Linked DNA regions of Mus musculus: all the other regions are linked to region 2. A link is a loop called in an ENCODE intact Hi-C map of the cell type or tissue named here. Cell type or tissue: heart. All regions are shown on one strand. Region 1 overlaps Man1a (mannosidase 1, alpha). Region 2 holds the start of Man1a (mannosidase 1, alpha). Region 3 overlaps Man1a (mannosidase 1, alpha).

Evidence for each region. Hi-C counts contacts between places; a loop is a spot of excess contacts. Peaks named below come from ENCODE experiments on the same cell type or tissue, not always from the same donor. Only the 100,000 strongest peaks of a DNase experiment are listed, where the experiment ranks them.
Region 1: a loop joins it to region 2, with 2.8 times the contacts of the local background. A loop is called at or near these places in 2 of 42 quality-filtered maps.
Region 3: a loop joins it to region 2, with 2.4 times the contacts of the local background. A loop is called at or near these places in 2 of 42 quality-filtered maps.

The regions. Positions count from the first base shown.
Region 1 is chr10:53,973,528-53,981,527 of GRCm38, reverse strand. It overlaps Man1a (mannosidase 1, alpha), which reads left to right. Exons shown (of 13, transcript NM_008548.5): 6 at 4,411-4,505. Among named protein-coding and RNA genes, the nearest start is that of Man1a, 98 kb to the left of the region's middle. In heart, no CTCF peak of the experiment used is centred here; no DNase peak of the experiment used is centred here.
Region 2 is chr10:54,071,084-54,079,083 of GRCm38, reverse strand. Man1a (mannosidase 1, alpha) reads left to right here and starts at 3,347. Exons shown (of 13, transcript NM_008548.5): 1 at 3,347-3,558; 2 at 3,814-4,668. The coding sequence starts at 4,060. Gm16998 (predicted gene, 16998) reads right to left here and starts at 3,162. Exons shown (of 3, transcript NR_038016.1): 1 at 2,231-3,162; 2 at 681-861. In heart, CTCF peaks have their summits at 1,866 and 3,232; DNase peaks (open chromatin) are centred at 2,423, 3,273, 4,143, 4,423 and 1 weaker place; H3K4me3 peaks cover 4,933 bases; H3K27ac peaks cover 3,314 bases.
Region 3 is chr10:53,927,870-53,935,869 of GRCm38, reverse strand. Man1a (mannosidase 1, alpha) reads left to right here. Exons shown (of 13, transcript NM_008548.5): 7 at 858-981; 8 at 2,285-2,378. Among named protein-coding and RNA genes, the nearest start is that of Man1a, 140 kb to the left of the region's middle. In heart, no CTCF peak of the experiment used is centred here; a DNase peak (open chromatin) is centred at 7,749.

The DNA.
Region 1 (8,000 bases), 98 kb after region 2:
GTTAGCAGAACCTGGTTTTAAAAATGGACATTGTTTCTTCTTTTTTTTATTTACACACACATACATATGGTCAAGTACACTTCAGATCTCGTTTTGTGATGTCTGTGTAATAGTTTTCTCTAATGATAAAGCAAAAACAAAAATTGCCAGCCAACTCTCTTGATTATACTGGAGAAACCAAGCCAGACAGTTGTCCCCAAGTCTAACACAAGGAGCAGGATAGGCCCTGGGCCCCAGGTGCTTGCAACCATCCCTCTTCCTGCTGTCATGCTGTGCCCCTTGAAGGGACACCGAAGTTCCTTCTACTGTGCTTTTGGAATGATTGGATGTTCAGCACATCATCCAAGATGGACCACTTAAAGCTTAATTGCCCTTTAGACTGATTTGTGGTGTGTCTCCTTCACTCTTTTAACAGTGTTAATTTTATAAGCCAGTTTTATTACATGCACATCATGGCAGGGAGAAATATATTCTCTTTTAGAGTCTGGATTCCTCTTTCAAGTACCTTTTCTTTGAATAGCAGAAGGAGGACTAGAGAGATGAATCAGCAGTTAAGAGCACTGATTGTTCTTCCAGAGGACCAGGGTTTGATTCCCAGCACCCACATGGAATTACATGTCTGTAGTTCCAATTCCAGGGGATCTGACACCTTGTATAAAGCACTTCCAAAAGCACTGCCCACATATGATACACATACAAAATACAAACAAAACACCTATGCACAGGAAAATAAATTTTAAATTAAAAAAATTTAAATACTAGTAAATAACAATGAGAATTGAAATTGTGTATTACTTATTACTTAAACCATCAATGGGATAATTAATGTTTATCTACAGAACTGTTTTGTAATTTTCCCCTAATTACATCCAGGCTTGAGACTCCAGAATTCCTGAGATAATTACTCGCTGACAATAACAAACGGGTGGAATGTGTTGAACCACGTTGCAAACACTGCAGGATCAGCGGTATCTTATCACTGTGCCTCAGGCATTAAATCAACATTTAATTTATCCATTCACTTATGGGCATCTTGACAATTCCAGCTCCTGTGTTGCTGGGGTGGTGGTGGTGGTGGTGGTGGTCTGTGTGTGTTTGTGTGTTGTGTTGTGTTGTGTTGTATTGTGTTTTAGCTCATGTTCTTCTTATGCTGATATCTTGTTGGGTTGTCAAAATAACAAACAAGAAAGCAAATAAGTCATTATAACGTGGCTAACAGCGTACTGGAAGCACAGGGGTTAATGTGGTAAACACTGGGGGAACATGGACAACTTTGGGAGGGGATCTTTAGAAAAACTCTCTTAAGAGAGATGTTTGAATAGGTTCCCAAAGATGAGACTAAGCTGAGCTTGCAGGGAGCAAACACCATGAAGGCCAGCATCTGAGCTGGCACGTCACCACTTCCCAGTCCACTAACTGAGAACAATACCATCTTCCTCCATACTGGTCATGTGAACACTGTGCTGATATCAACAAATTTCAATGCAAAATGATTCATCTTGACTGACTATAAAACAAAGGGGGAAGGGAAATTGAAATCTCTCGACTTTCAGAAAGAAAAGAAAATTATTAGATGACATGAAAGTACAAGAAAACATTTAGCAATCCATATCAGGCCTTTGCAAATACTGCATTGTGTGATGCAGGCTGTCAGGGTTGGCATTTGTGGCCCACAAAGATCTTAGAGTGAGAATCGGCTTGAGCCTTGGAGAATGAATAGATTTGATGGGCTCAAAGGATGCGGTAAAATGAGAGAACCGCCTAAATAAAGATGCTAACAATGTCAGACCCTGAACAAAGTTTGAGACTATGAAATCTCACAAGAGACAGCCAGAGCAACCTTTGTGGGAACAAAGATGATAGACAGGCCTGATAGGCATTGTTAAAAAGATTAGGAGAGCAGCCAAAATCATTATGGTTTCTTAAACAAAAAATGTTAGAAATTATACAGCTTAATGGAAATGAGAAAACCTGATGGCTAAGGTAGGAAAACTGCTTTTAATCGTCCATTCTGGTTTACCTGGTGGTGAGAACATGGACTGTACTTATCTTCAAGGGAGCTGTGCACAGGACACTTCAGAGTTAACCCTGCTTCACCTTCTGGTGACTGAAGGTTAATAAATCAGATACCAAGTCCAAGGGACTCACTAAACATTATCAGTGATGGAACCAGGGAAGTTTATCTGAATATTCAATTATCAACTCAGTGTGGAACAGATTAAGTTTCAGAAAACAGCAAGATACCCGCATCGTGATATGTTCTAATGAGTCAAAGAAAAGATCGTGTGGCCAGGTGATGAGAACCAGGGATGCAGTTCTTCGACTCATAATTGAGCCATGGAGGTGGGGAAGCATAATTCTGACCAGAGCAAAATTGTCTAAAGAAAAATTTTCAGCCTCAAACAGGAACTAGGGTACCTCCTTGAGGATATATGTTATTATGATCATAAAACTACACCTAGCCTATAGAGTGAGCACTGTTGAATCTAAGGCTCATAAGTATAATAACTTGTGTATGTCTTTCCACAGCTTTCCAAAAGCAAATGCTACTGTTATCTGCATTTTCTAGGCAAGAAATCCTAGGCTCAGAGAGGGGGCCAAGATGGATCAACTTGAAGCAGTACAGCAGAGATTCAAACACAGGCATTGTGCCTTCAAAGCCTGAGCCTTTAGCTCACACACCATATGCTTATATCCAAGATGGTGTTTTAATTGCATAGTTTGACTTCTGTCTTATGTAACTGTCTTGAAAAGGAGTTAATTAACAGTTTTAAAAGTTGGGTGAAGACCAGAAAGTCCACAGATGGCCGGGCAGTGGTAGCATAAATCCTTACCATAGAAGACAGCCTGGAATTCTCAGGATAAAACAAAGTATTGGGGAGGAATAATGAATCCCTTGATCTATTTTATTACTGTTATTCTCTTCTTCCTATGCACTATTATTGCAAGAAAGTCTCTCTTTTAATGACAGTTGGTAATTCGTGGCAGAAATGACCTCTATTTTTTCTTTCTGATGCTACAAATATATGTGTGTCTTAATTTTTGCACAGTGTATCAGTTTACCTCAGTTGATTGCCAGGGTTTTCATTTGAAACTCCTTTCTTTCTAACTTTCATTGTTAAATGAGACTTAGCTTCGAAAAGAGTAGAGTTTGTATGGTGGTCTTCATGTGAGCATTACCGGGTCACTGTCCTTTGTGAAGCCCAAGTCTTTGGGTCTCTCTTTAGTGAGGCTCAGGTTCTGGAACAGGAATTTTGAGGAGTCCTTCTCTCTGGGGAAAAACATAGAGGACTTCCTTGACAAGCCCTGTGGGCAGTGATCACCCATTGGTAGAGGAAGGACCTTAGCATCGTTCTCTGTTCTATTTGTCTGGACTTTTCCATCTTTGAGGAGAAAGTAGAAGGGAACAGTTCACCAGACTAAATCATACACTTTGAAGGTAAGGCGACAAAGTACCAATCTGGTGCCATAGCTGCTAGAGGGAAGGTATGTGGCTGTCCTTCCTTGAGTGACCCTGCCAGTTCTTTGATTTGAACCACTAGCTGAACAGATGTCACATGACCACTCTTCCCAAAAGCACAGTTCAGCTCAATGGGAGTTTCTGCCAAACATCTCATTGTTTTTATTTAACAGCAACAAGTTCTTACTCTCACATTTATGATTATCCATGATTTTACCATGTGGACACTGCCCTATCTGCCCACGCGCTCATTTGATCTGACAAGTCACTTTATCCTGCAGGCTCCTCATGCATCTATCTGTGTCAGAGTGATCCCCCAGGGGAGAGCATGGTCACACCTGACGCCTCTCACTAGTCTTTTCTTAACTCCAAGCCGGTGTTGTAGCTATTCACCTGAAGACCATCTCCACAATAGAATCTAGCTGGCTCTTATTATCTGTGTTTAAGTACTTATGTGAATCTTCCTACCATACCCTGGGCATACAACCTGTACCTAACTTAACCTTTACCTATTTCATTTAATCTCATAGAAAGCTAAAACTGAAGGGCCTAGATACTGTATACAGTTAACTCTTTCTAAAGCTCCTTTTTTTCCCTCTGTGCCCCACTAAGGAAATGTGCCTAGGATAAACCTACTTTTCAAGCTAAGAAATGGTGTCCAAAAACAGTGAGTTCATCTCCTGGCCTGCATGAAGAAATTACCTGAATAGTTTATGGTGCTTTCAAATGCCTGAAACAGCAGACACAAGCCAGCAATTAAGGTCAAGGAAGTAAGACCCACATGTCTGAACTGGACATAAGAACCCCACAGTGCAATAGCCCCGAACTAACTCATAATCTACTACTTGTTTCAGACAGAGTTGCAAAGTAAAGTACTAAATATGGATGATAGTGGAGAGCATTAATGTTTTACTTGGAATAGTAGCTTACTTAATTGTTTAACTTTTCAGATATTTCGAAAGAAAGCAGTGGAACTTGGGGTAAAATTGCTACCTGCATTTCATACTCCCTCTGGAATACCTTGGGCATTGCTGAATATGAAAAGGTAAAAGTCTTCATTTTCAACAACATACTTTAAGGTGGAATATCTGAGACTGTGGCCTCATGAGATGGTTAATTACATGTGTGATGCTGACAGCGGACCTCAATTGAGTGTCTTAGACCTGTGTTGGAAGCTCTTAGACCTTCAGTGTTCTACGGCCTCAGATGGGCTGCTGTTGTGAGCTAACATAGTCCCAACAGAATCATGTGAAACAGATTTGAGCTGAAGTTTTTCCGTTTTACAGTGCTCTTGTATTACTGGTACCGCCCCACTCACTAAATACCAAGAGCATGTCATCTTTTTAGTTATCGGGAAAGCACTTTGGTTAAGCAGACCCCTGAAGTTGCTTACTCTGAGAGTAGTTTAAACCATTGGAAATGGAGATATTGCAAAAGTATTAACGCTTAGACTAATCAGACTTTATTTTTTTAAAAAAAAAAAATGCTGGTATATCTGAATATCCGAGGTTGGGAGCAGCTGAGACTTTGAAGTCCATGATTGTAAAGAGCAAATGGTCCATTGACATATCCACCAGCCCCTTTGCATGGAGAAAACCGGCAAGCTAAGACCTTAAGGGCTGTGTCTCAATCGATAAACAAAAACAAACAAACAAACAAACAGGCCAGCCAAATATTTTCTAGTGCTTCTAAGGGAGTGAGTTGAGTTTTCATTGCAGTTTTAATATTTCATCAATTAAACAATTTTGTTTTAAGCTTTCCTTCTTAACACCATTGTACCCAGAAGTTACTGATAGCATATGGGCCTTTTTGGCTAAGATATGGTGATGTCGACTATCATGATCAACATAAATTGTGATAGGTTCTTTACAGGTGTTTCGCATATGATCCTCAGAAGAGCTCAATACAGTCACCCCTACTGATTCTCCACTTTGTTCATGGGGAACTAGAGTCACAGAAAGATTAGGGATCTCTCAGGCCAGACAGTAAGCTAATGCTACCGGACTGCTAACATATGTACCGAGATGATTATGTGCACAGTGATACAAGTCCACAGGAAGCTTTACTTACTTTAGAAACACTACTGGAAACCATGGAGTAGTCTGACAAAACCAGAACACTTAATTACCACTTCAGTGACATCGTATCCCCAAGTTAGACATGAAAAATCATGGAAAGTAACCATTGGGGTTTTTCAGGTTTTTTTTTTTTTTCCTTTAGTGAAAACAAAAAACAAAAAAAAAAAAAACTTCAAGATTCTGTTTTGTTTTCATTTATAAATTACCTGTATAGATGTTGCAATTACATTTAACTTGTTGATAAGTGAATCTCTGTGCCTCTCTTTGGGGCAGGTTGGCCATATTGAGGCAGAAAGACAGAGGAGTTGCACTATAGGGCTGTATTAAATTAAGCTAGTTTCTCTACCAAATAGTGTGATATCTCGGGATTTGTTTTCTCCGTCAGGGCTCCCGAGGCCACATCTGTGAGCTTGCATATTATCTTTCCAAGTTCTGTAGGATCTCAAGGCAGGTCTGCCTTTGAGGTTGGCCTGAAATAGTTTGATTTTATATATATATATATATTCTTTGTATTTTGCTCATGTAGGCTTTCTCTATTACCTCCCAGATCCTCAACCTTTGTATTTGTAGGTAACATTCTGACCAAGATACTGTTTCATTCCCTTCAATAAGATCTGGTCAGAAAAACACTCTACAGTTAGCTCATGCCCCCTCCCCGTGCCCACTGAGGAAGCTGATATAAGCACAGCAGTATTCTAATTGCTCACCAAGACACTTGCTTCTACATTTTCTCCTGCTTCTTCAAGGTTTTGTTTGGAGCAATCTCTATAAATTCTGCAGACTTGTTTATAAACTGGAAGGCAGGCTAGTTCAGTAGTCTTTGATGATCCCTCCCAGGTTAACAGACTAAGATTTTGATCAACCTGGACCTTTTCTGATAAAATGGACACTCCTTTAAAAAAAAAAAAAGATATTCAGTTTCCAGAACCCTAACCATGCAAGTACACCTCGGCCCTGAAGACTTGATTAAGATCCTAGAGTAGACACTGGCTCTAACTTTTACTCCAAGATTCACTGGAGCCAATGCTGAGGCTCTCTGCAGTTGAACAAAGCCTTTTGAAAAGCAGGGGGAAAGAATGGGCCTATTTCTTTGCATATATTGAACTGTGTAGTATAATATTTAATTGGTTGTGATGTTTCTTGAAATCATTGTAAATATTATTAATTTTACTCTGTTTCATGTTTTTCTTTCTAATTAGTGAGGTGGATTTGCTTAATGAAATCTTTAGTGGACTACAGAAATATTTTTCAGTTCACAGAGGAATACTATTTAAATCTTGAATTTTCCTCTGTGTGTGTGTGTGTGTGTGTGTGTGTGTGTGTGTGTGAGCATGCACACTGGTCAAGAATTGTTTAACTGGGACATTCAGATTTTTTATAAGACCATCCTTATTTTGAACAATATTTTGTATTAGGGCATTGCTTCAAAGATTATAAAACAATTGTATATGGCTTTTAAAAAATATTGTATTTATTTATGTATTTCCAATGTTTTCTTTTAAAGTAAGGGAAATTATGTAATCATCTGGCAGCTGATAGGAACATCATTTTTGTTGGTGCTGTTTTTTTGGAGGGTTGCCAACATAGATGAGTCTTGTTGCTGTTTTCACTACTAAATGTTTTATCCACTCTCATTCCTGTTTCCCAAACAGCAATGACATGCCACAAATTTACAAAATAAGCATTGGCAAAGTTATAGTAGGATTCTTGGTACTCATCTGTCTAGTTAAAGCATATTAATTGAACCTAGTCTCTTTCCACCTGAAAAACTTGTGTTATCAACTTGAAATTTTCCCAGTGGGGGGAAATGGCCCTTGGAATATGCCTATTGTATGCTTACAGATTGTGGTTGCAGTTATTTACGAGTGTGCTATTTCCTTTGAGTCTGTATTTTCACAGTGAGGCCCAAAGAAAGAGGACAGCTGGCATAGAACTTTTCTAACCATTGAAGAATGTCACTAGTAAGTTTTTTAAAGGAGAAATGAGGAATTGGGTCCAGTAAGATCCTATTTTCTCAATTATCTTCTCAAAACAGGAGAATGTTTGTAGACTTTATGCCCAAGGTATGCAGATGGCAGGACAGACAGGGGTGGAGGGGGGCGGACGTTGAGGATACTTGGTAGAATAGGATGGGCAGTTACTGCTGACTGGCTTTGAAACTCAGCACACACCCTGTTAAAGGGATCAGTGATTGGAGGCTGTGTTGGTATAGTATAGCATTCTCTTCTCAGTTTTGAAAATAGGAAAACTGTCCTTTGCCAACATCCACACGAAATGTAAACTTACTGCTTTTACTTGTGCACAGTCCCCTAATATCCAAGTTATCACCTACAGAGAAGTGGTTTCTTCACTTCTCCATTGTCAAGAAGTGAGGATTTCTTTGTGTCTTGGCTGTAATGTTGTTCCATTCTAAGTCTGGGGAAGGTTCTCTACTTCTGTTCACCTGACTTTACTGATGAGGT
Region 2 (8,000 bases):
GGGTTTCTCTGTATAGCCCTGGCTATCCTGGAACTCATTTTGTAGACCAGGCTGGCCTTGAACTCAGAAATCTGCCTGCCTCTGCCTCCTGAGTGCTGGGATTAAAGGTGTGTGCCACCACTGCCCTGCCTTTTTTTTTCTTTTTTAAAGATTTTATTTATTATATGTAAGTACGCTGTAGTTGTCTTCAGATTTCATTATAGTAGGTTTTGAGCCACCATGTGGTTGCTCCGATTTGAACTCAGGACCTCCAGAAGAGCAGTCAGTGCTCTTAACCACTGAGTCATCTCACCACCCTCCATGCACTGCTTTTTACAACACTATTAACTTGCTAAAATATTGCCAGTTTTCCTTGAGTTGTGCTTACAATTATGGTACTATAAATGCTAAATCTACCTTTCGTTCATTTATTTTTGGAAAAAAAAAAAACAACTCTGAAATTCAAGTAGCCATATTAACCAGAGAATGCTTTGACTATTCTTAAAATTTCAAAACATAAGTATCTACAAATTGTTAAAGAAAGACACTGAGATAAAAGTACTGAAAGAGAGATAAAGTGAGAATTCACTTATAGGTAAGTGGCAAACAGGACAAGAGAGCTTTACATCAGAAGGACTAGCTGAGAGAGAGAGAGAGAGAGAGAGAGAGAGACAGACAGACAGATAGACAGACAGACAGACCAAGTTTATGCTAGCCCATTCACAATGAGTAAACAGTAGTCCTGTCAAAACCGCTGGGTTCACAAAGATCAAGGCATTCCTTCAGGTAGGTAAGCTGCAGTCTTCACTCAAGAGACAGAATAAAGATTCATGGCTTGAGAAACTGGAAGTAGTCTCATTCATTTCCCATCTCCATGTTTTTCTGAGAGAGAAGATAAAGAGCTCTAAGCACTGAGATCAAGACACCGTGGCAGCCCGCTATAGCATGCTCATTCTTACCTGCTGTCTGTCCTCCCTGCTTTCCATACATACATGGGGCCTTGGGTGGCTATATAAAGAGATTTGCAAGGCAGATTTCATTAGCATATGCCTTAAAATAACTCCACTGTGAGTCTGTTTCAAACCTTCTGTAGCCCGAGTATGGGCATTTCTCAACACGTTCTCAACCTGCTTCACACAGATGGGCATCCTTGAATGTGGACTTATATTCCATCACACAGGCTAACTCTTTGTTAAGTAGATTATCAAAACCAAACTTTAATTACAATAAACCTACATCTAATGATAAACTGGGGGTGGGGTGGGATGGGGGAATCTTAAAGTAAGTGTCACAAAAGTGAACCAAAATAAAAAGAACAGTCCCCTTAAAAGTTTAGAAATAATATATATAAATAAAATTTAAATTTCGATGTGCTAAATTTTTAATGCATCCACTATAGGAAGTATCCTAAATTCCCAGATTGATTTGGAGTCAAGATTAAGGAGTTTAGAAACAGAATTAGTTAAGACTTCTCTGTCATATCCTTGTATATGTACTTAAAGGTTGATTTTATTACTTTCTGGAATACATATACCAAATTAAATCAAAGTTCATAGGTATTCCTGTCTCTTTAAAATTAATCCCATTTTTAAAACATAGTTGGAAAAATAATGGCAGCACAATTACCATCACCAAATGACCAGAAAGAAAGCAACTGGCTTCCTCAGGAGTTAGCCCCTGTTTCTAGGGATCTGTCTTCCTTTCTGTGAGGTAGCTGTTTCAAGGGTCTCATTGAGATAAACACTATTATTTCAGTCATTAGGTTTTCAACCTAAGCACAACCTACAAATGTACTTTGAAAGAAATTTACCTTTTCGTCATTAAAAGAAAACATTATTGCTTTCATTTTTAGAGCTAAATCTATTACCCTGCTTGGATATGCTGCACTCTTCTGGGCATAGAATTTCATAGCAAGTATCAAAATAATCAAGCTATGAAGTCACATTTATCAAGCCATAATTTCTTATTAACCAGAACTTCTGACTATGTTACTGGCTCATTTTGCACAAACCCAATACACAACAAACAGTGATGGCTAAAAATGATAATTAACATTTAAACGAAAACGACCTTAGGATTTCTGCCTTGGCTTTTTTACTTTATGCACACAGCACAACACCTGGAAACAACTGTGCTGTGGGCACTCTCCTGGAAGTTGCCAGCTGTTTTCCTCTGGTTTAAGACAAGTAAAGGGCACACTTTAAAATCATGTTTCCGGAGAAGGTTGAGGGTAAACAGAGCTGCTACAAACCAGCTTTCAGGAGTGGGAAGTCAGTCAAATTTCCCTCTGGTAACTGTTTCTTTGTGGAGCAACAGGGGATTCATAACACAGTTTGGGAAATGTTTTCTTGTCTCTTCACCCTGAGGCAGGGGGTTCCCAGCCAGGTCAAAATGTAGATCTATGCAATATCAGCAGGGCATTCCAATGGATGTCATGGGAGGTGGAGCCAGTTTCCATGACATTCCATGAGACTGAATACTGCAAGGCTGTGTTGAAAACAATCTCTGTTGGACCAAGTCTTGCCTTCGCTGGGAGTTGTCGCATCCAAGACTTAATTTCAACAGGGTTCAATTTATTGCTTGGAGCTCTGGCAGCATAAAACTGTCTTCTTTGAATGGAAAATTTGACCAACTGCGATGAGGTAAATGAATTTCGAAAGTGGGGGGGGTGTGGGGGAGTGTGGGGGAGTCATACAACTTTTGTTGTTGTTGTTGTTTATTGTAAGGGGAAGAGGGTGTATACTTAGAGCCCCAAGCAGTCCCCAAACCCCAAGTCGCCTAGGATGTAAAAGGCTCTTAACGAGGTAGAGTAGAGAGCTCAAAAGCTTTGTGGAGGAGCCTGGAGACTTTGGATTTGAGAGTTATTGGGCACCGGGGAATCCCTGTCTTGGGTAATAAGGGGTGGCTGGAGAAAAGCCTTCAAAACCACTTCAAAACCACGGCTTGCCCCCGCAATCCCCTGCATGCTCTTCGGGATCGCCAATTTCGAGTACTGGGGCAAGCTGTCGCTACCATATTAGTAGTGGTCACTCGGGGATCCACTACCTTTGGGGCTTCGGCTTGAATAGGTTTTGGGCGGAATAAGCTCGGACCAACTCCGGCTCTGGTCCTCCGGGCGAGTCTTAACACGGCTCCCGGGCGCAGTTCCAGTCCTCGGGAGCCCAGGGGAGCCGCGACCTCCCCGCCTCTGCCGGGTCCCGGAGAGGCAGCGCTTCCCGTAAACTCCCCGCCCCGTGCGGCCCCCTCCCCGCCTCGGCTCCACCCCCGCGGGACCCTGGGAGGCGTAAGATTGGCCCGGACGCGCTGTCACTCTCCGGACGCGTCACCGCCCTCGTTTCCGACCGCTCGGGAGACCGGCAGTGCTATTAGTGCACGGCGGGGCCGCGACGGAGGGCAGTACGGTGCCTGGTTCGCTGGCTCACGCCGGCAGGTCGGTGCGCTCGCTCACCTGAGCCGTGTCCCGGGGCCTCAGAGCCACCCGGCTGTACGCGTGCTACCACCCGCCGGGAAGCGCTCGGAGATGGGCAGCTGGAGAAGTTGACGAACCCCCTACGCACGCGGCGCCCTTGCTGCCCAGAGGTGCGCCGCCCTTGCCACCGAGGTGCCCGCTGTGCTGACCCAGATGTCGCGGGACACCCTGCCTCCGCGGCTGGAAAACTTCACCCCAAGTCCAAAGTGGGCTCTGAGGGTGGTGCCCGCGGCTGGACCCCGGGGTTGCCTGCCGGGATACGGTCCTGCGGATCCCGGGTCCAGGGGAGGGCGGAGACCCCACTGGAAACTTTCTCAGCACCTTCCTAACCACTGCGCTTTTACTGTCTCCTCTCCCCCCAACAGGGGCTGCAGCCAGCGGTTTGCCGCGCGTGCCTGTTTGCCAAAGGAGCCGCCCCGGCGAGGATCGCCGGAGGGGAGCCGCTTCAAGCGGGGAGACCCGCAGCCCAGACACGCGCTCTGGGCGGCCTGGATGCGCAAGAGCCGGCCCCGCAGCCGCTGACAGCCGGCGGCAGCGAAGTTTGGCTGCTGAGCGGCTCGGCGCCGGGCCCCTGGACAGACTGTCAGCCGGCGGCTACAACCTCCGGAGCGATGCCCGTGGGGGGCCTGTTGCCGCTCTTCAGTAGCCCTGGGGGCGGCGGCCTGGGCAGTGGCCTGGGCGGGGGGCTTGGCGGCGGGAGGAAGGGGTCTGGCCCCGCTGCCTTCCGCCTCACCGAGAAGTTCGTGCTGCTGCTGGTGTTCAGCGCCTTCATCACGCTCTGCTTCGGGGCAATCTTCTTCCTGCCTGACTCCTCCAAGCTGCTCAGCGGGGTCCTGTTCCACTCCAACCCTGCCTTGCAGCCGCCGGCGGAGCACAAGCCCGGGCTCGGGGCGCGTGCGGAGGATGCCGCCGAGGGGAGAGTCCGGCACCGCGAGGAAGGCGCGCCTGGGGACCCTGGAGCTGGACTGGAAGACAACTTAGCCAGGATCCGCGAAAACCACGAGCGGGCTCTCAGGGAAGCCAAGGAGACCCTGCAGAAGCTGCCGGAGGAGATCCAAAGAGACATTCTGCTGGAGAAGGAAAAGGTGGCCCAGGACCAGCTGCGTGACAAGGATCTGTTTAGGGGCTTGCCCAAGGTGGACTTCCTGCCCCCCGTCGGGGTAGAGAACCGGGAGCCCGCTGACGCCACCATCCGTGAGAAGAGGGCAAAGATCAAAGAGGTGAGTAAAGCCTGCCTGAAATCCCACTCACGCTGCTGTTTTCTGGGAGGTTTGATAAACGATTGGAACTTAGGACTTCACCTTTATCATGCAAAGGCGAGGGAAGTCATCGCTTCCACCACCGTGCCAAAGGCTACACGTTTTTCCTTTTACTACCTCAGGATAAGTGACCAGTGAGGATCTGGGGCTGAATCCCATTGAACTTGCATGCTTTGGTGAGCTTAAGCTATAAGAGGCAGGGGTGAGTGAATACACTGGGCACAGGAGATAGCTGCCTCCTCCTTGCTGGCTGCAGTTAGTCTACCCTGCAGTCATTGTGCAGGTACTGAGCAGCTGTCCCCTTTAGAGAGGCTTGCAGGTGGTTTGAAATTGAAGCTGACTGTAAACACAGGGCATCAATCACACATGAGACACAGGTTATAACAGTGAGCCAACGCACGCCCCTTGTTCAGTCATGTGGCCCTCCCTGCCAGGTGTGTGTGTGTGTAACAGGCTGTAAACTTGAAACCTGAGACCTTGCGTCATGGGCCACATACTGTCTTTTACTGATTTAAAACATCACACGCACACACGCACACGCAGACACACACACACACACACACACACACACACACACACACAGATCTACTGTTTTCTGTGTTTCTAGAACATTGTCAGAAAGAAGGGGGTGTTCTCTGTGATGCAACAGGTCAGCCTGCCACAGCAGCTCAGTGACAAAGTTAATCTAGAGCAAACATGGACTTTGGTAAATCCTGTGTAATTTCTTTCTGGTTATTTTTACTCGCAACATGTGATTGGTTTCTGCAAGCTTAAAGGCGAAGGAACCCTAGAAAATCCTTTCAGTCTGTCATTTCAAAGGTGAAACTGAGGAATGACAGCTCAAGAAGCCATTGATGACCAAATTGAGACCTGAACGAAGGAGCTGCAGCTTCCCAGTTACCAGACTCTGGGGACATGTGTCCTTCCAGGCTGCTTTCTCTGTGTTTTCCTGGGAATCCAGTCCCGAGGAACTATGGAAAAGCATAGCATCCCAACTCTGGGTCCATCCTCTACATTATCAATGGATGTAGTATTTTTGTGAAGACATTGTTTTGCTATGGGATCCATTATCAGGAAACGGTCGTGATAGCATTGTAAGGGAGTAAACAGAACGTGGAGGCTGCAGAGACTGAAAGTGGCTACGGGATAGAGGGGTAGAGGCAGGTTGGTTGCCATAGGAGGTGAGTGAGACCAGATGAGATCAGGTAAGGTGTCACTGAGCAAGTTCAAGTGGACATGGGTTCCTCTCAGTCTCCTCTGAGATGAGCCTTTAACCCTCCAGGCTCATGGCTCTGTTTGATCATCCAGCATGCTTTCTGCTTTGCAGAGACACAGTAGAGGGACGGCTTCTGCTATCCTGGGTTGCTTTCTCTGACAGCTTTTCCTCTGTGAAATGCCAACAGTCCTACCCTTCTGAGAGAATGGGACACATTTCTGCTTCTTCCGAAACATCTTTCCACCCCTACCTCTTAGACTCCTTAGTCAATACGGACCATTAGAAGATTTACCCTCAAATGATCAGCATCTGCTGCTGCTGTTTGAGGACAGTAATCCATGAATGGCATGCTCTGAATTCATATGAGTGGGAAGTTTGTGTGGGCTGAAGCTGTAGGAAGAAGGGATTGTAAACACTAAAGCATTAAGAAGCACACCATTAATGACTGAAAGTGGGTTGCGAATAGACACCATGCCTGGTGGTAGTCCTCTGAGAGTTGCATTTTGGCAGTCTGTATAACCACCAGCTCATAGACCTTCCTTATCTATGTCTCTAAATCACAGGAACTTAATTAACCAGGTCAAGGAAGTTTATGTAGCATCTGTCATGTGGTTGCAACATCTTAGAACCTAGTTCAAACTGCCCATTTTTATATAAAGTGTTAGAACTAAACATGATCTTTAAAATTCCATGCAGTTACAAAAACCCTAAGAAGTCAACATGGTATGCTTCAGTATTTAGTCAAAGGCCAACAGGACGAGGGGAGAGTTGAAATCTGGTTTTCCATTAGAATAATTCAAATATAGTTCTTTGTAAACCAAAAGCAATAACTCATGCTATTCTCCTTTTTAAAATTATTCTTTGTCAGCTTTGGACACATATATAATGAATTTTATTGCCCCACCCCCTTATCCTCAACTCACGCTGTTGTAAAGGCCTGGTATTTGGTCATGGAGAAGAGAAGTTGTTGATGACACAGTAGACTTCAACTTTATACATTTAGGTTCTATTTGCCTCACTCTGGGCTACCTGCTGTGGCCCCAGCCCTTTGCCCTATTTCGGTATGTTCTAGTTGTCTTTATACTTTATTCTTTAATCGCACTTGAATGCACTAAAACTTTTATAGTTAAAATTTAGAAGCTATAGTATTGCATTTGAGTCAAGCTTTCACTTTTCTACATTTGGTTCAAGAGCCATTTACACTGTTTTTGTAATGCTAACATAATTGTATTGTTCATACCACATGGATTTTTGATAAGTTCGTGTCTTAGGGGAGGTAGGCTGCTAACTTAAAAGGAGCATTACCTCCACCAAAATGAACTGAGTGAATTTTACTAATACCAGTAATGGTGGATTTGATGTAAACTGTCCTCTTCCCACTCCATATTCCCACAATGTTATCACAACCCTTTCCTGAAACCTCGAGAAAACATTTATCCTGGAATTCCCCTGCCTCATGATATACGCCAGATGCGTATTTATTTGATCTCTATAAATCTGTACGCAAGTTATCCTATGGTTTTAAGAAAAACTGTTAGAAGCTAATTAGTTTCATGGAATTATTAGGAATATACTCTATTTCCCTTTACATCATTCTTTTTTAATTGACAAGTTCTTAAAAGATTTGGAGGGGCCGGCGAGTAGAGGAGGGAAACAGCCAACCTTGTACCTTAGGGTGAAGGCCCTAATTTACTCTGAACAATGAACACTTTCTTTTTCTTTTTCTGAAGTTAAGGGGCATTCTGAGTGACAGACGTGACCCTTCTCAGACTGGAGTCCCTCCACAATATAAGTTCTGGAGCATGGAGTTCTGAAGGCTGGTTGTCTTGGGTTTGTCACATGAGGCTTTAGGACCTGTCAGCTCTGGGCACAGCTGTCGTCTTAGTTTCTTAAGAGAAGGTTTTTCATTCCTGACCTATTTTGTAGATTCAGAGATATGAAGAAATATGCACGTTGATGGCTAATGAGTAAAACCCAATTTATTACATTTTACATTAGCACTAGTGGGGTGTAAGCATGTGTGTGTGTGTGTGTGTGTGTGTGTGTGTGTGTGTATCCTTCAGCACAGTTTACAGAT
Region 3 (8,000 bases), 140 kb after region 2:
ACTCCCACCAAAAGCTAGTTGTGGCTCCATATTTCTATGACCCCAGTGTGCTGTGGTGAAGCAGAGACTAGAGAATCTCTGGGCTTTCCGACCTTCAGCCCAGCTCAGGGTTTAGCAGAAGATCATGTCTCAAAGGCAGTAAGGCAAAAAGAGTAATGTGGAAAGGCACCTGATGTTCCCATGGCCTCTGCATTTGCGCTTAAGGCTACATGGACCAGCAGTATAGTCATAAACCATACACAACCCACATTTAAAAATTTTTTTTAAAAAATTTTAAGTATCTTTTGAGATAAACCATCCAGCAATATATTTGCAACTCATGCCTTTGAGCTTTACATAACATAATTTTATATTCTTAAGCATAAATTAAGTAAGACAGGCAGTGAGTCAGTGCCTTAAAAAATAGATAAAATTTAGTGTGAAGATACACATACGGAAGTCTAGTAATTGGAGGCAGGATTTGGAAAAGGAGAGAAGTTCTTGGGTAAAGAATGTTTGAAATCTACCTCCTATCCAAATAGATTTTTAAAGATAATGCGAATATCTAAAATTCCATGCAATCTCAATTAAAATACTGAAAAGCTGTATGAGGCATCAGGGTGTGGACACTGCATAGCACTGGACCTTCCAAACTAGGTAATGTGGAACAGATTTTGCACGTACTGATTTAAGTCAACAGTGAGTTTCAGGACAAAAATAGAAGTCAAAGCTGAAAACCAGTAGTCAGGAAAAAAAAATGTAATAGTATGTTATCCAGAGTCCACTCTTATAGGGATACCATCCCAGAGGTGTGAGCTTTACAATGTTTGCCACTTAGGACCTTGGAAAATAACTCCTCTGTTTCTTTTTTTCTGTAGTGGGATCGGGCGGAACTGGCCCTGGGCCTCTGGAGGCAGCAGTATCCTGGCCGAATTTGGAACTCTGCATTTAGAGTTTATGCACTTGTCCCACTTATCAGGAGACCCAGTCTTTGCCGAAAAGGTGAGTCTTAGAAACCCTTGTGCAGAGCATGGGAAAGGAAACAATGTTTGTGTATCTGTGAGACACTTTGTAACATGCCTTATTTCACCTGACCAGACTGTCAACCTAGCCTTTCTGTGATACTGTGTAAATCTGATACTATGTTACTCGGGGTGAGAGGGCCCACATTCCCCCTTGTGGCTTGCTGTACAGTAAGGAAGTTGCTTACCTCTGTGAAATTTATTCCATCTAAAAATGGAATAAATGTACCCCTGTATACACTATATGAAGCACACATGTGAAAGATTAAGGTGTTATACAAATATGAAGTGGCAGACATATAGATTTGTTTTCTTTTTTCTTTTTTTTTCCTTTTTCCAATTTTTTATTAGGTATTTCCTTCATTTACATTTCAAATACTATCCTGAAAGCTCCCCTACCCACCCACTCCCACTTCTTGGCCCTGGTGTTCCCCTATACCGGGGCATATAAAGTTTGCAAGACCAAGGGGCCTCTAGGCCATCTTCTGCTTTTAAGATGCAAACCCATCTATTACAATATTACCACACCACTCAGCTTTTAGCTTTTACAAACTCTTTTAAGCAAAATTCCTTGACCGAGTTCTATTTCACTTCGTTGAAATTCTCCGCAAGCACATCTGCCTTTCCAGACTTCCTGAATACCACAGTAAAACCTGGCCACCTCACCTCACCACCTGTCCTGTCCACCTTGTCCTCAGAGGACACACCCTTCCGCAGCAAAAAGATTCCTCAGGGAGTGGCTCAGAACAGAACCTTATTTCTAACATTGTAGTCACAGACCTGTCTGCAGTTAGGGGTTAGACCAGGTAGATTTCAGTCCTGGGTCTCTTGGCATATAAATGCTCCCATAACCTCTTGTCTGTGCCTCTGCACAAAGGGTTGGGGAAGGGGGTGGGGAGGGAGAAGAATCCACCCTCCTCACTACTCCCCTTCTCCATATACCCTTGCACTGAGTGGGTGGAGTTCAGTGAGGGGATTTGTATAATTCCTTTTCTTTTATTTTTCCCCACACCATTTGTCTTCTCTTGATATACTATTTATATTTATTTATTTTCCATATCATCTTATTCAAAGGCATAATTCCAAAAATGTAGTTATTGTTTATAGAGACTGGAGGTCTCAATTTGTGACCTGGGGTTGTAAATACCTATGACTATATGCACTTATTCCTATTATTTTTCTCATATCTGAAACTTTTTTTCTACCTGAAAGAGAGAGAGAGAGAGAATGGCATGTGAACTCTTTCTTAGATTTTTCACGTTAACATTCCTTTTCCTTTATAGGTTATGAAAATTCGAACAGTGTTGAACAAACTGGACAAACCAGAAGGCCTTTATCCTAACTATCTGAACCCCAGTAGTGGACAGTGGGGTCAACGTAAGTCCAACCCTGAGCTTTCACTCTTGTGTGGGGAACAGAGGGAGGGCAAGTGCAGTTCCTATTAAGGAATGTTGAGAAGGGGGGATGGATCTTCACCAGACTTACAAAGTGCACTGCTGGGGAAGCACACAGCTTGTTTTCTGCAGGTAGCTGGGCTCCGTTGGCATTGTTAGAAGCATATTTGAAACCATTAGTCAGAAAAGGGAGAGCTGGTCAATGTGGTGAGGACTTCCACTTACAGCAGGTTGCCTGTATGGTTAGAAGAAAAGTGGGTTCCTCTGTGCACATGACACTGATACTTTTTCCCAGGGCAGTAGCTAGACTGCATTTCTGACACTCTTGACTTTGACTTGGAGAATTAGAAGCTCAGACAGAGATCTTTCCCTTCAAAATTTTAAGCTACCAGATAAAGATTTCTTGTGACTTACGTTTAGAACAGAAATAAGTGTCAAACACATCTTCTGATGCCAGAATCCCCCACTTCAGGTCACTTCCAACAGAGGTATAAAGACATGGAATTTGTAAAAAGGAATGTTCCCAAGCCAATTTGGAAAGGCCGTGATACGTTAAGTATCCATTGAAAGCAACTGAGGTGCCAAGCTATGTCGAAAGCATCACATTTGTACTCCAATTTTGGCTTTTTTTTTTTTTTTTGCTTCATGTTAAATAACACATACTTAGATAATATACCTCACTGTTCTTTTAGAAGTACTTCTTTTAATGAACACGTTAGTGGTGGCAGGGAAGGCATGCAAACCCCCATGTCTCCTATTGGTAGCTGAGCCTACATCTAGAGGCCTTCAACCCATAAAGAAAGCTCGCACTCAGTGTGGTCGACAGATTGCTATAAGTCCTGGACACCTTTCATGGATCCACAGGGACAACTTGCCTTTTCCCTGTGCATATTTGCACTTATATCAAGGGGACAATGGTGAGTAAATCTGCTTGGCTGTATAAGAACCAAGGCAAACACCAAACGGTACTAATAACCACCGTCCTTTCTACCACAGTTTAGACTAGACCAGTTTCATTCCTGCATGTTCTCATGAAGCCGAGGAATGATCTTGACTATAGTGAACTCCAACCTGTGCATGTATGGCAAGGTGATCATGTGAGTGACTTAGTGTAACAAAACACTTACATAAGCAGCTTAGTGAAGGAAGAGTACATTCCGGCTCAGAGTTCCCTGGGGGAATCTATCATGGTGGCAGGAGTTTGAGGCAGCATTCGGAGTAGAGAGCTGTTCAGCATGCTTTGTTCTTTTTATTCAGTGTAGAGCCCTATCACACCGGATGGTACCACTCATGCTTAGAATGGGTCTTCCCACTCCAGTTGACTCCCATTAGAATCTCCCTTGCAGACATGCTGAAAGGCTTGTCTCCTCTGTGGTTCTAAACTGCCCAGTTCACCATCAATACCAACCATCACAGTAATGACCACTGTATGAGGAAAGGAAAGGAAAGTACAGAGAAGCATTTCTGATACAGGATGAAACATAACAGTTGGGTGAGAGAAATCATGTGCTTCAAGATTATGTTATTAGCGATATTATTGCTTGCTCTGGGTTGGTTGTGACTATCCTTTCAGGAGTTACCATCTTTACTCAAAAGTACAACTAAAAGCAGCTGTTTATTCAGACTTGGTTAGAGTTGCTGCTTGAAGATGAAAAACTGCTCTTTGTAACCGTGGTGGTAAAACTTGAGTTTCTAAATAAAAATTAGAATTTCAGAAACCTTGTCTATCTCATCATGAGCTTGACTTCATTAGTTTCCTGATGGTATTGGCGGTGACCTTTAAAAAGGCGGTCTTTGCTTTTATTATGTAGTGAAATGCGTCTACATGGTATATCTGCAAACTAAGAAAAAAAATAGTTTCCAAACAAGCAGTGCCTGCATAACCAAAAGATCCAATGATAACAAAAATATACTCAGTTGATTTTAATGTAACAGGGTATAAAAGTTTATGGAGGGGCTCTGGTGATGGCCCCATGGTTAAGAGAACTTGCTGCTCTGAGAGAGGACCCAGCTTCAGTTCCCAGCACCCTTCTGATGGCTCACACTGCCTACAATTCCAGTTCTGAGTGATTAAACATTCTCTTCATCCCAATGAGAACACCGAGCATTCACATAACATGCAAGCACTCGCACGTACACATAAAATACAGTTTATTGATATGATTTGTAACCCTGCATTGTATAACTTTAACCTTTTAAGTGGCACTTGTTAAGTTTTGTTGTTATAGCAAGTATATATAGATACAGATATAGATGTAGATATAGATATAGATATCTGCATGTGTATGATGGGTCTATACTCCTGTGGATGCATACAGGTGTGTGTGTGTGTGGCAAGTATTAACCTGAAGTCCTCAGGTAGCATCCACCTTATTTTTTTGAGGTAAGATTTCTCGCTGGCCTGGAACTCTGTGAGCTAGGGTAGCTGGCCAGGAATGTGCTTGTCTCTGCCTTCCCAGTTATGGATATTACCAGCACATGGCATGATGCCCCCTTTTTCTTAGCGTACGTTCCGAGAGATCCAATGCAGGTCCTCGTACTTATATGATGAGCTGGTAAGCACTTTACCAGCGGAGCCCCACCTCCAGTCCCTGGGCAATGGGCAATTAAGATGTGCTTCCCTTTTCCAGCTCTCTGTATGCTTTAGCCAAAGCAAAGTATACTCATGGATCAGAGTTGGATCAGGCATGAGAACCTAGCCAGGGAAGCAAACATTAAGGAGGTTGGGGGTGAGAATAAAACAGTGTGAGTCTTCCCACTGATACGCTTAATTTCTGAAATGACATTTTTAAGAAAGGAGCACTGTCTTCAGGTACTCATTGCCCTTTTAGAGTGTGAGGGGCATTGAGACTAACCTGACCTGTGTGAGGCCCACCAGCATATTGCATACAAGACTGTTAGATATAATTTACCAAAAGGGTGACGGGCACAAGAGTTCTTCTCTTGGATATTTCAAAACTTGGAGAAGAGTCTCTATGATCTCTGGCTTCCTGGCTTTAATTTAGGATTTAGAAGTGACTGGGAAGGACACTAGGAGAGGGTTACACCGTTCTGACTTCACCTGCTCAGTCACCCATGCACTGTAGATTTGGCTCTGTTTTCCAGGACAAAGAGTCTTTTACGTTTGTACTGCTTATCAGCCAGCTTTCTGATGGAAAGCAAACAGAACTGCTGAGACTCACGCCTGCCCTCTCCCATCCTCCATCCTGAGTTCCAGCCATAAGAAAGAAAGGCTTCTATTTTTATTTCTTAACTGTGACTTACTTGGCCATACCTGGGGGTGGGGGTGGGGGTTCCTTATGCTATTTCCTCAACTCTTTTATCTAGCTTCTCCACTAAGTTCCAGATTGCATACCTGTTCTTTAAGGAGCCAACTCTCCTTCAAGGATCTGGGTGGATGTGTTAACACCCACTATACCTGTACTTCTTTCTCTCCGGATGAACAGTGTGGGTTATTTCTACCCACAGTCCCCTTCCTGATGCTCCTGCATATCCTTCTTCCTAGGTATTCAGAGCTTTAAAGGTTGGTAAACATGCCATGGGTGTGTCTGCTAACCCAGAACACAGTACTTTGTACTAACTCAATGACTGTTTACTTGAATGTTTTCTGTACTGGGGTATGTTACATCTGACCTTTCATTCTCTCAGCAATAGTTCTATTTACCCTTCTGTAAAAGTTGTCCTTGCTGCTTCTTAGCTAAAGAGCATCCTAGCCTAGCCATGGGAGAGAAATTGGCTTTGTGATCATTGCAGCTAGACATGAGCTGCCTTGAGAGAGAGAGAGAGAGAGAGAGAGAGAGAGAGAAAGAGAGAGAGAGAGAGCGTGTGTGTGTGTGTGTGTGTTGAGTCACTAGTAGCACTAAAACAATGCTGTGGACAGATAAATTCAGATTCATATGAAAGTTATTAAAATTAAGGGAAAATGATCATTTTGATCCCGTGTTTTGTTTTGTTTACTATTTTGTTGTCATTTTGTTTTGTTTTTCTCTCCAGACATTATATTAGAAATCTTTGTATGGGATCTATTTTTACCAAGAATAAAAATCATAATTTACCCCCCTAGAGAAGAACATAAAATTTGAGTGACTATTCATTTAGAACTGTTAGGCATGAAAATACCAAATTTTTGCTTATCTGGAGCTGGTGGTCATGTCCTTCTGAAAAAAAAAAAAATCTTCTCCCCTATGCCTACTAAGAAGTTACACAGAGAACTCTGTCACTACACAAACTATCACCCAGACCCAGGAAAGCTCAATGAATAAGATACTAAATTATCAAAAGCATGGTGCGCCGCATTGTTCCTTTACTTTGATTTTTGATAACCAGAAAAATGTTTACGTTAACTAACACCAAAATTAAATGAAACAAATATATTGTTATATAACCCTTTTTTCTTTAAAATACTCCCGTGTGCCCAAGCTTGTTCTTCCCTCACTGTGGACTCATAACCCAGAGGGGGCAATGCCCAACCTCTCCACACTGTTCGTTCTCCTCTGTCGTTGTTCTGACTCCGAAGGGCATGTCTGGATCGGGGCCATCATTCCCCATAACTTCATTCGGCCCTTGTTATTTTGACAGTAACTGGACAGGGATTTGCTTCGCCATGCATCACTTGCGTTTGTCTCCTACAGCCATGCTTACAACAGCAGGTCTCATTATTGATGAGACCCGACTTAGTCTATTTACTTTGTAAATGTCAGAGGTTTCTGCGGTAATTCACTTAGGAAACTGGAAAGGTCATGTGCTGCTATTTTAAGAAATCAGACCTACCACTTTAAAAACATTTTTCCCTAAAATTGAATTCACATGATTCTGGACTATTCATAATAAGGAAATTGCATATTTAAATACGTAAGATCGGGCTCTGCTAGTTGGAATAGGTCCCGATTAACATTGATATCACTTAGTTTTGAGGGAAAGAGGCTTGTCAGGGCCCAGTGTGGAACATAAGGACCTATCTCTGCCCTTGTGGATCATGACTTGGTGATGAGGCAAAGGCCTGCTGTCCAAAAACTTTTGAAGGGAGGGGCAGACCTTCAAGGTTTTCACAGAAGATCTGTGTGTGATCCTTGATATCAAGTATGTCCTTTTCATTTGTGAAAATAAGGTGTACAGAAGCCCCAAGGAAGATGGACACTGATACTTTTGAGGACTGAAATATGAAACGTGAGCAGAGACCAAGTGACCAATGGCACGGAGAAAACTGAGACATAAAGGTCCTTCCTGGTTCCAAAAGAGGCAGGCTCTAAGGGCTTCGAGTCAGTGGTGACCAGATTCTCCTGTGAAGGGGCCGGATGCCAAGAGTGTAGAGAGAGGTTGATTGTCACCAGAGCATCTTGCAATGAAGAACATGCTGACTTCCTTGTCTGGAACAGTGGGCAGGAAGGACTGCATGGAGCTGACCAAGCACTGTGACAATTGAGGAAGTGACCTTGCTATTGAATTTTACTAAAATTCAGTAGAAATAGTGTGACCCCGTGAGAGTGAAGGCAGGGAATGGGATAAGTGGCCACTGCAGCAGCGACAAGCAGGAGCTGCTCTGCATCCTTTCTGTTGCTGTGATAAAACACTGACCCAAAAGTAACTCATGCTAGCTGGCTCACTC